2 separate regions of the Homo sapiens genome follow, and region 1 is linked to region 2. Evidence: chromatin loops called from intact Hi-C (ENCODE). Cell type or tissue: heart right ventricle. All regions are shown on one strand. Links, peaks and the distances in the headings refer to the core of each region. The heading gives the core; the rest is flanking DNA. Region 1 overlaps SCN2A (sodium voltage-gated channel alpha subunit 2). Region 2 has its middle 20 kb from the start of CSRNP3.

The links. Hi-C counts contacts between places; a loop is a spot of excess contacts. Peaks named below come from ENCODE experiments on the same cell type or tissue, not always from the same donor. Only the 100,000 strongest peaks of a DNase experiment are listed, where the experiment ranks them.
Region 1: it touches region 2 in a loop (15-fold over the local background); 1 of 110 quality-filtered maps calls a loop at or near these places.

Annotation. Positions count from the first base shown.
Region 1 is chr2:165,320,203-165,325,590 of GRCh38, forward strand. SCN2A (sodium voltage-gated channel alpha subunit 2) reads left to right here. Exons shown (of 27, transcript NM_001040142.2): 12 at 2,954-3,298. Among named protein-coding and RNA genes, the nearest start is that of SCN2A, 83 kb to the left of the region's middle. In heart right ventricle, for the core only: no CTCF peak of the experiment used is centred there; no DNase peak of the experiment used is centred there.
Region 2 is chr2:165,446,901-165,452,288 of GRCh38, forward strand. No RefSeq gene overlaps it. Among named protein-coding and RNA genes, the nearest start is that of CSRNP3, 20 kb to the right of the region's middle. In heart right ventricle, for the core only: no CTCF peak of the experiment used is centred there; no DNase peak of the experiment used is centred there; H3K27ac peaks cover 273 bases.

The DNA.
Region 1 (5,388 bases), core at 189-5,188, 130 kb before region 2:
AAAAATGATCTCCTTTGACTCCATGTCTCACATCCAGGTTACGCTGATGCAAGAGGTGGGTTCCCTTGGTCTTCAGCAGCTCCACCCCTGTCACTTTGCAGGGTACAGCTTCCCTCCTGACTACTTCCATGGGCTGGCATTGAATGTCTGTGGCTTTTCCAGGTACACGGTTCAAGATGTTGGTGGATCTATTATTCTTGGGTCTGGAGGACAGTGGCTCTCTTCTCACAGCTCCAGCAGGCAGTGCCCCAGTAGGGACCCTGTGTTGGGGCTCTGACCCCACATTTCCCTTCCTCACTGCCTTGGCAGAGGTTCTCCATGAGAGCCCTGCCCCTGCAGCAAACTTCTGCCTGTACATCCAGGTGTTTCTATACATCCTCTGAAATCTAGGCAGATGTTCCCAAATCCCAGTTATTGACTTCTGTGCACTGACAGGCTCAACACCATGTGGAAGCTGCCAAGGCTTGAGGCTTGCACCCTCTGAAGCCATGGGCCTAGCTCTACATTTGCCCCTTTCAGCCATGGCTGGAGCCGCAGAGATACAGGGCACCAAGTTCCTAGGCTGCACACAGCGTGGGACTCTGGACCCGGCACATGAAACCACTTTTTCCTCCTAGGCCTCCGAGCCTGTGACGGGAGGGGCTGCTGCAAAGATCTCTGACATGCCCTGGAGACATTTTCTCCATTGTCTTGGGGATTAACATTCAGCTCCTCATTACTTATGCAAATTTCTACAGCCTGCTTGAATTTCTCTTCAGGAAATGGGATTTTCTTTTCTGTCACATTGTCAGGCTGCAAATTTTCCAAACTTTTATGTTCTGCTTCCCTTATGAAACTGAATACCTTTAGCAGTACCTAAGTCACCACTTGAATGCTTTGCTGCTTAGAAATTTCTTCTGCCAGATACTCTAAATCATCTCTCCCAAGTTCAAAGTTCCACAAATCTCTAGGACAGGGCCAAAATGCCACCAGTCTCTTTGCTAAAATATAACAAGAGTCACCTTTGCTCCATTTCCCAACAAGTTCCTCATCTCCATGAGAGACCACTTTAGCCTGGACCTTATTGTCCATATTGCCATCAGGCTTTTGGTCAAAGCCATTCAATAAGTCTCTAGAAAGTTCCAAACTTTCTCACATTTTCCTGTGTTCTTCCGAGCCCTCCAAACTGTTCCATCCTCTGCCTGTTATCCAGTTCCAAAGCTGCTTCCACATTTTTGGGTATCTTTTCAGCAGCGTCCCACTCCTGGTATCAATTTACTGTATTAATCTGTTTTCATGCTGCTGATAAAGACATACCTGAGACTGGGCAATTTACCAAAGAAAGACATTTAATTGGACTTACAGTTCCATGTGGCTGGGGAAGCCTCACAATCATGGCAGAAGGCAAAGAGGAGCAAGTCACATCTTACATGGATGGTGTCAGGCAAAGAGAGAGTGAGAGCCAAGTGAAAGGGATTTCTCCCCATAAAATCATTAGATCTCATGAGACTTATTCACTACCATGAGAACAGTATGGAGAAAACTGCCACTATGATTCAACTATTTCCCACCATGTCCCTCCCCCAACAATGGAAATTATGGGAGATACAACTCAAGATGAGATCTGGGTGGGGACACAGCCAAACCATATTAGTCAGGCATATAAAAACCTAGATATTAGTAGGTATAAAATAATGGTTTTAGTTAGTTTTGAACCTTTGGAGAGGAAAAGATCAAACCAATAATACTTAAATGATGAAGTTAGTATTCTTTCCAATAATAATTACATAAATCCAATGCAAGCTGGCTGAAGTAAAAAAGAGAATGTATTAGATGATATAAATTATGTCTGTGAGTAGCTTTAGGCATGGATGGATCCAGAAGCTCAAGACATGTTACCATGACCATGTCTTTCTCCATATCTGAATCTAGGTTCCTCCCACATGGTGGCAAGATGTCACTGCAGCTCCAAACTTAAAGCCAATATTTTTAGCAGCCTCAAGTGAAAAAGCACCATTTCCTCAACAGTTGTAAAAGACAGGGATATCTTTCAATTGACCAAGCAGGATTTCATGACCATCTTTAAATTACGTATCGAATACACTGATTGGCTAGGCCTAGGACAGTGCCTGGAACACTGGGAGACCCGAGCCTCAAGTCCTGCTGCATCCAGGAGTTGAAATTAGTGTCTCCCAGATAACCTGGTCTGAGAGTTGAGGATTATTTCTCAAGGCTGAACAGGGTACTGATTTAAAAAAACAAAAAATTAAATGGTTGTGATCAGCCTCTTAGTGAAAATTAAGTTTTTGTAAATATTGCCCTCAGATTTCTTGAGACAGAGACAAAGGGGTGAAAATTGGGGAATAAATCATACAGTTATTTCAGCTTGATTTAATTTATTCATGAAGACCATCATAAAATATGCAAAGGGAAGTGGAGAAGCTGCCCCGTGTACTATAATTAAACATCCCTACTAGCAAGATTAATTATATTTCCTCCATGGTAAGATTTGCATCAGGGTGTGGTCACTAGCGAGCTCTTACTGGCTACATTTTTGACCTCAGAGGATCTAAAGGTAGATTTGTGTTTAATTGTTTTCCATTGGGTTGTTAACTGAAATTAACTTCTAAAGAAGGGTCTATCAACAGTATCAGTTCTAGATGCCCGTAACAGGACAAAACATTATGGGGACACTTCTGACTATGTTGAGGTGTGGGTAAAGTAGGAGAAAAGAGAGCAGAAGATGGAAAATGGAGGAAGGAGAAAAAGCGAGAGTGAAATAGAAAAGGTGAACCTTGTAGAAAGTGCCAAAATGCCACCAGCAGTCATCAGAGGGGTGCTTTCTTCCACATGTCCAATGACTTATCCTTGAGTAAGTCAATGACTATGACACAATGAATCAAATTCTGTTTTTCAGAATGCCAGCTCTTAACTCTCTTCATCTCATTTTTGTTTCTTCTCTTGTTATTCATAGTCCTTACTGAGCATCCGTGGCTCCCTTTTCTCTCCAAGACGCAACAGTAGGGCGAGCCTTTTCAGCTTCAGAGGTCGAGCAAAGGACATTGGCTCTGAGAATGACTTTGCTGATGATGAGCACAGCACCTTTGAGGACAATGACAGCCGAAGAGACTCTCTGTTCGTGCCGCACAGACATGGAGAACGGCGCCACAGCAATGTCAGCCAGGCCAGCCGTGCCTCCAGGGTGCTCCCCATCCTGCCCATGAATGGGAAGATGCATAGCGCTGTGGACTGCAATGGTGTGGTCTCCCTGGTCGGGGGCCCTTCTACCCTCACATCTGCTGGGCAGCTCCTACCAGAGGTGAGGCCAATTAAAATTGCAGCTGATGTGAAGAGAGTTGTGACTGGTGCAGGCAGGAGTGTTTTTCCATTTCCACATCTAAGAATTTGTTGAGTTTGTTGCCCAAAGGCTGGGAGTTTGTTCAATCAAGCTGTTAACTGTCTTGTGAAACTGTTCTATTCAGACTTTTCTACAAAGTAATTAAAAACCTAGGTTGGCTGTCAGAGAATATAATTAGAAGTAATCTTTCATCATTATTACTATGGTATGAAACTCGCCAAAAAGCAAAGCAACAATTTATCAAGCATAATGTTTGATTAATATAGTTAAATTAAATCCAAGGAAATTAATGCTCACTAATTAAATAAATACTTAAGGATTTTGTGATTGTTGTTCATTTAAAAGGAGATTTGAATACTTCCACTTGCAGTAGATACTATTACTAAATAGATTTAAATCCCATAGTACAACATTGCCTCTCTTTGCAGGTCAGAGTGTTGTAACCTTTTTAGCATCCACTCTAATGATCTCAACCATTGTAAATTTATACATGAAGAGCCATTCAAAAAGTACCTGGTTTGGAATCATGGGCTGTCATTTTTAGAGCAGATTCCAATTTTTATATTACTGTCATAAACTCTTATTGTAAACAAAGTGGCCCAAAACCAATCACATGGAAAAGGATTTCAGCTACATACTAGACACTTACAGGGCTATATTATTGAAATTTACTTCATAAACCATAAGAAGCTTTTAATGTTGGTATTAAATAAAATTCCATTAGCTATCAAGACATATTTTGGCAATGTCACTTGATTGTATTTTATAGCATTCAAAATGTCTTCTTATGATTTTTTTTTCACATAGCTCCATTTATTATCATTGAACAAGCTCTTTGAGCCACATTAAAATGATACGGAGTTCGTTTTCAGTTACCTAATGGAGGAGCTTCTTATCTTGGATTATAAAATAGCCATTATCTTCTTCACATTTTTTGCATGGCCTCTCCCCACCTCCTTCTACCAGAGAAGTGTCCAGGTATCCTGCAGTCAGGTTGAACCATGAGAAAAGTAGAACTTTATAGTGGAGGAACCAGGAAGAATGAAGAGAGGACATCAGCTCTTCTTAAAAAATGATCATAGATAACCATGTACCAGACACTGTCCAGAACACTGTACATGTGTTAAGAATCATTTAAGCATCATAACAACCCTTTTTGATAGTTAGTAACATTATCCCAATTTTACAGAGGAGGAAACTGAGGCTTGTGCGTGGTGGAGCTAAGATTTGACCCCAGGTATGCTGGTTACTGAACCTACATTCTATCAACAGTGAAATATTGCCTCCCACTGAGTTATTTTTAATTTCTTTAAATCAAAAAGAAGAGATGGTTAAGGAAATAAACACATAAACACTTTCATTTTAACCAATGTTTCTCAAAATATACTTCACTTTCATACTACTTACATCAGAATCTCATGGGAGGCTTCTTAAAACTAGAGATTCCTGTGCCTACCCAGACCTTTTCAGACCAAACCACTGAGGAGAACAAGGTCTGGGAATCTTCTTCCTTAACAAGCATCCCACATAATTCTTATACATAATAAAGTATGTTTATCACTGATCTTGATAAATGTTAATTGGGTAAACAAAAGCAAATCTACAATTACCATGCAGGAATACAGACAGACTGTCAGTCTGTCAGAAATTATTTAGCATTTATCAATAATTATCATAAATCTCCTGTCCTATCAGAGATGATGGGACAAATCGCTGAAGGCAAAGTTGGGGCCAGCTTGAAGCAAAGCTTTGTGTGGTCCCTTTATTTCCTGCTTCCTCAACTTCATTCTTTAATCTTACAATCTTAAGTGCTTTGAGGCAGGGCACTGTACTATTGCAAAGTTGAGCTGAAGGTGCAAACAAATGAAGTAGGCTTTTGGAGAATGCAGAGGTGAAATGACAATAGAAAATAAATAGCTATGGGCAAATGACACCCTTGAAAGCACATCATTTCCTGTACTTTACACATAAATTCAATCGAGTAATGTCATTAGCAGTTTTGGAATCTATTTGAAAATTAGACAAATCTAGGTTTGTACATGTGCTTCTGT
Region 2 (5,388 bases), core at 144-5,143:
ACTAAGTCCTCCTCTAAATCCCCACACCAGGCCCTGTAATGCATTCCAGGATATCCAGAATCAAGATCTCATGAAGAACAACCAATCCATCTCAGTCCCATATTGCCATGCTGACAACTGAAGAGAGAATCTATAAAGCCTTAGCTAATTGCATTCTAAGTGCCAAAGATGGTTTAGTTCATAACCACCATCCAGGTGTCAATTTTCCTTGTTCTGTGGCAGGGCTGCTAGGTAAAGTGGCCTGGGTCTCTAAAACTAAAGATTCTTCAATTTTCTCAAAGCTCAGATGTAAGAAGTAGAGGAGATAGGAGCATTGATGGAACCAGGAACCACTTGCTGGACATGCTGAAAAAGATGGTCAGAGTAGAGCCTAGTATAAGATCATTCCAGAGACAACACCAGAATTTGTACATGGTGGGAATGGGAATAGTCCTTCAAAAACTGTCTTAATGTTATAATTGCATAGCAAAAAACACTCCCTAGACAAAGCTTTTTTTGCAATACAAGAAATTATGGAGGCATGAGAGGCTGATACAGATTATGGGGTAAACCACACATCTGAGCCCTCTATTTGTGATGCCTTGTGATGGCTTCAGAATTGGCTTTCTGTAAATGCAATGCTTGAACCCAAAGGTCAGCAACAGAGGGAAAGGATGGATCCTCTAGTATGGTCACTGCCACAAGCCTTGAAGTGATGCTTTTGGGATAAACAGCAGTCGTCTAACCAGAGGGTTATAGTTCTTAGAGTTTATTTCTTTATGTTTACCAACACAATCACCCCTCAAGGTGTTGGGTTAGTATTGTTTTCAGAAAGTGCCACCTCATGGACTCAGAATCCTCATCCTCTACTTTTTCCTCATTGTCTACTTTGATAGCTAATTTTTTGACCCTGAAAGCATCAAAATTTTTATTATCCTTATCTACAGGACAACTTGCCATGTACTTGCTCCTCCAAGGGAGACTAACTCCAGGGATTCCATGGTAATTTTCTGTCTTAATATTTAGAGTTGCCACTTATCACTCTAAAGTTAAGAGAAAATATGGATACATAGATTTATTTACATTTGAGTTCTGAGCAATTCCATAATTTGCATTTAATCCCCTGAGCACCTTCAGATAGAGGTTTACATACACAGTAGGGATAATTAACTTTTATAAATGTAGATGCTTTAATATTTAAACTTAAAAGAATACATCTAATGAGGACAACACTTTAAATCAGTGTTTCCCAAACTGTTCTGCAGAACTGGGAACAAACAGTATGCCACACACACATAACAAACAGTTAACACACACATGCACACAGGATTTACTGGTGTGGGAAATGCTGTCTTAAACAAATGTAAACTGGCTTATTTACTCTAAGATTGCAAAAGTTTGTGCTAATTAACATTAGGAGGATATATTTTAACACACTTTTCAAATGTATTCAACCAATCAATCCATTTTGAATGATCATGAGATGAGACTAGTGTTTTTTAAAAAGAACTTCAGAAAATGTGTTCAACATAACGAACTGGGAAGCCACGAACTTCTGAATCCCAGACACAGTTCTCATTCCAACTCCATCACTTTCCCAGCTGCATGACCATAGTCAAACCACTTGATTTCTTGAGTAGAAACAGGATAAATAAAATCTGTCTCACAAAGTTGCTCAGAGATTAAAAGAGATGAATTATGTAAAGACCTTGGAACACAGAGGTCCTCAAGATATTAATAAATCTGTATTCCCTCCCTCCCTTTACTTCCTAGTCTCGTCATGCACATGCATGTGTATTTATTACTCTAATCAGGTTTCCCATATGGATCTTGTTCTTATTTCACTTAATAATTTACTGTGAATATGCATCTGTATGGACAAAGTGCATATGACTTAATAAACCAGCTAGTATCCCATGGTATCAAACATGAGTTTCACTGGACAATCGCTTATTATTGGACATTTGAATTCTTTTCAAATTTTCCTTTTTTAAACAGCTTTGTACGAACAGCTTGGAACAAATTACTTGTTTGCTTTAAGATTATCTTCTGGGAATACATTCCCCAAAGTGAAATTACTAGGTCAAAGGAAAAAAAAACATTATATAGCTTTTTGTTACAAATAGCTTTGCAGAAAATTTGAATCAATTTACAATGGCATTTAAAATATATGCCTACCTTTTTACCGTAACCTGTCACCAATGGATTCTTATAGCTTTTGCTCATTTAATGGATATGTAATGATATCTTAACTTTTTCTTAAGGCAATTTTATTAATTCTGTGGATTTTTTAGTATGCTACTTTAATATCTTATTTTTGTATGTTCAACCTGTTTCTTTTACTCCTTTGGTATTTATTGACTACCATCTGAATTTTATGACTATGGAACCTACAGACAACCTTATGCTTTAGGGCAAATATTGTAACATATAATAACTGCTTCTTTAGGACAACTAGCAAGCTTTGTCATGTGACTCCCATCCTTCTCTGTCCCACCACTTCCCCTTGCCCATCCCACTCTCTGAGGTTGATAGAGCTTCATGGATCTTACATTTTTTTAGTACAAGAATGATACTACAGAATATCCAGTGCTTAAATCTCTGTTATGGCTGGCCAAGAGTGTTTGTGATGTCAAAATTTCTTTTAAAATCCAGAAGAGTCATGATCCCCAAACTTACATCAATAATTCACAACTATGGGTATGCTGTTAAATGAAACTCTGATAATTTAAACATTAACATGGAGAGGGACTACACTAAATTCTGTAAGATAATTCCAAAGGACTATCTATTTCCACATATTGTCAAGCTCTGCCTATGGTATGTTTTCCCCATTTCCGAGGCAACTTGACTTCTACCTGCCCTATTCTTTAGGAGCAATCCTGACTGTAGACAACAGGTTCCATTTCATAGCTAAGTTACTGGTCTTACTCATCCAGTCTTGATCTGTAATTTCAGTATTGATTATTAGTCTATCTGCCTGAAACCAAAAGATTAAGGGCCCCTATTTGCCCCTCTCAGGAATAGTTGACTATTCCTCAAAACTGAAGCGTATTAGTGGGGATAGTGTTGGTCTTTAACCTGTTGGCTGACTATAGATACTGACTTCCTAACTCTCTTAAGCCTTAGCAACTATGATGTTACCTTATTATTTACTAACAGATGAAAAGCTAGGTGAATCATAATCCAAAATCTGAGGCTCTACCATTGTTTTCCAGAGAAAAAAGTGTGTGTTATTTACATGGCACACAGAAAAGCTCTCTCTTGCCAAGGTGCACAAAATAAGGACTCTCATATGCATATGCACAGCTCAAATACTGCCTTCTTTAGGTTGGGGAAACATGCATGCTTTGTAAAGGAACAGGCATGTTAAGGACTGTATACTGAAAGAAAAGAGGCAAGAGAAAGAACAATGATGGTAATAACCAGCAATCATTTGCAGAAACACTTCACTAGATGTCACCCCGCACTGAAGTCAAGATTAATGTTTTTCTGACAGAACACTAGCAGGAAGGTGCTGTTTCCTGCCAAAGACTCTTACTTCTCTCTGAGCTTAAATTGGTGGAATATCTGTGTGCAGAAAATGATTCCAAGTCATAAAGCTAACTTTTGGCTTTAAGAAAAGGATTTCAATGTTCATGAAGTTTTGACATTTGAGCAATGATGTATTATGCTAAATTATTAAGTAATTTTATATAATGCATACTTATTATATAAAACTTTGAAAATGCAAATAGGCATAAGGAAATTTTTAAAAATTACCTTATCTCCATAAATAAAAATTTCAACATTTCAATATATTCTTCTAGAACTTTCTCTACACACACACACACACACACACACACACACACACAAACGTTAACTTATATGTACTCTTTCAATGTCAATAAATAGGTTTTTACTGTGAATATACAATGCCATTTACATGGCACAATAGTGTTCTAGTATTTGTTCACCAGTTTCATACAATTATTGATCCTAGAAGCTTGAGATTCTACTGTGTTGAAAAAAGATGTGAGCCTTAATGCACTTTACTCATGTGTTTTATATTGATGTGTATGGCATCATCAAGTCTTACTTCAACCATTTTAGCATTTTCCTTTGAAGTTATCATGCAGATCTTAAAAACAATCTGATAGTAAGCTGTCTATATCCACGTACTTAATTTAAAAAATCTCTTGTTTACTACTAAGATTTTAATTCTAGGGAAGAAAAATGCTTGCTTGGGGTGAGTGAGCATTCACTCTGAGGAAGCAAGATATGACCCTGGATCTTATCTGACTGTAGGTGGGATTGGTCAGTGGGGGAAATCTATGGACAGGTTTTGTGTGTATGTCTTTTACTGGGAAAAGACTCATTCTACATGGTTTTTCAAAGGGATTAGTGAAATATTTTTAAGAGCCAGATGTTTCTGTGTTAAATTCCTAATGGGGTTAATTCACACAAATTACCGAATTTCTCTGATCTCATTTTCCCACCTGTAAATGTGAGGTCGTAATACCTATCTTGAAGTGTCATTGGAATTAAATGAGCTCATGCCTTTAAAGTTCTTGTTCATAAATGCACCAGGAGTTTATTTCTTATTCTATAAATGCATCTTTCCCTTTTTCAGAAATATAATTCATGATCACTCCCATCAGTTGAGTGAATGAGTAAATAATACACGATTAACTCTGGAAAATGCTTAAACATATTTTATCTAACTGCACAGCAATGAGTAAACAATACTGCTGCTGTTATTTCTATGTGGCTTTTATCAATATGCTTTTGATCTGTTTGCTATAAGCACTATACATCCTTATGATTTTTCTCTTTCTCTGACATTTTTTCCCTCTGTCTTTTAATTCTTTCCTACTTGGCAACCTAATGAAATCATTAAGACCATCATGAAATAGGTCCTATTGGGTTATAAATATATCATTTCCATTTCTATTGATATTTGCCATGCGTTTGTGGAATCCGTTGTTTGGGTTTTGAAAGAAAATAATGAGGTGATCACTCTGACAGCTCACCCTCCACACTGTACGATTGCTTGAGTAACGATAGGAAAGTGGTTGCTTTTCTTTGACAAAGCTTTTTTTATTATCTGGCCCAGTTCAGCCTCATAGCTTTAGTTGCAACTACTCAGAAACTGAAGGAATAAAGTAAGAAAACTTCCTCTATCCCTTCTCACTAGAACACGCATACATCTTTTTAATATTTTCCCAGAGTGGATATTGTGTTTAAGGAATGCTGTATTGATCTTTTGTAGTATCTTTATCAGAAATAGTCTCTTTCGCAGGCATGCTATTAAATAGAAAACACACCACTGATCTTGACTTAGCACAGAAATAAATGAATAAAATGTGTGTGCTTGGGGATGGGGTATGTACATGTACTTGATTTTATGTATATAAAATTCAATTGCTT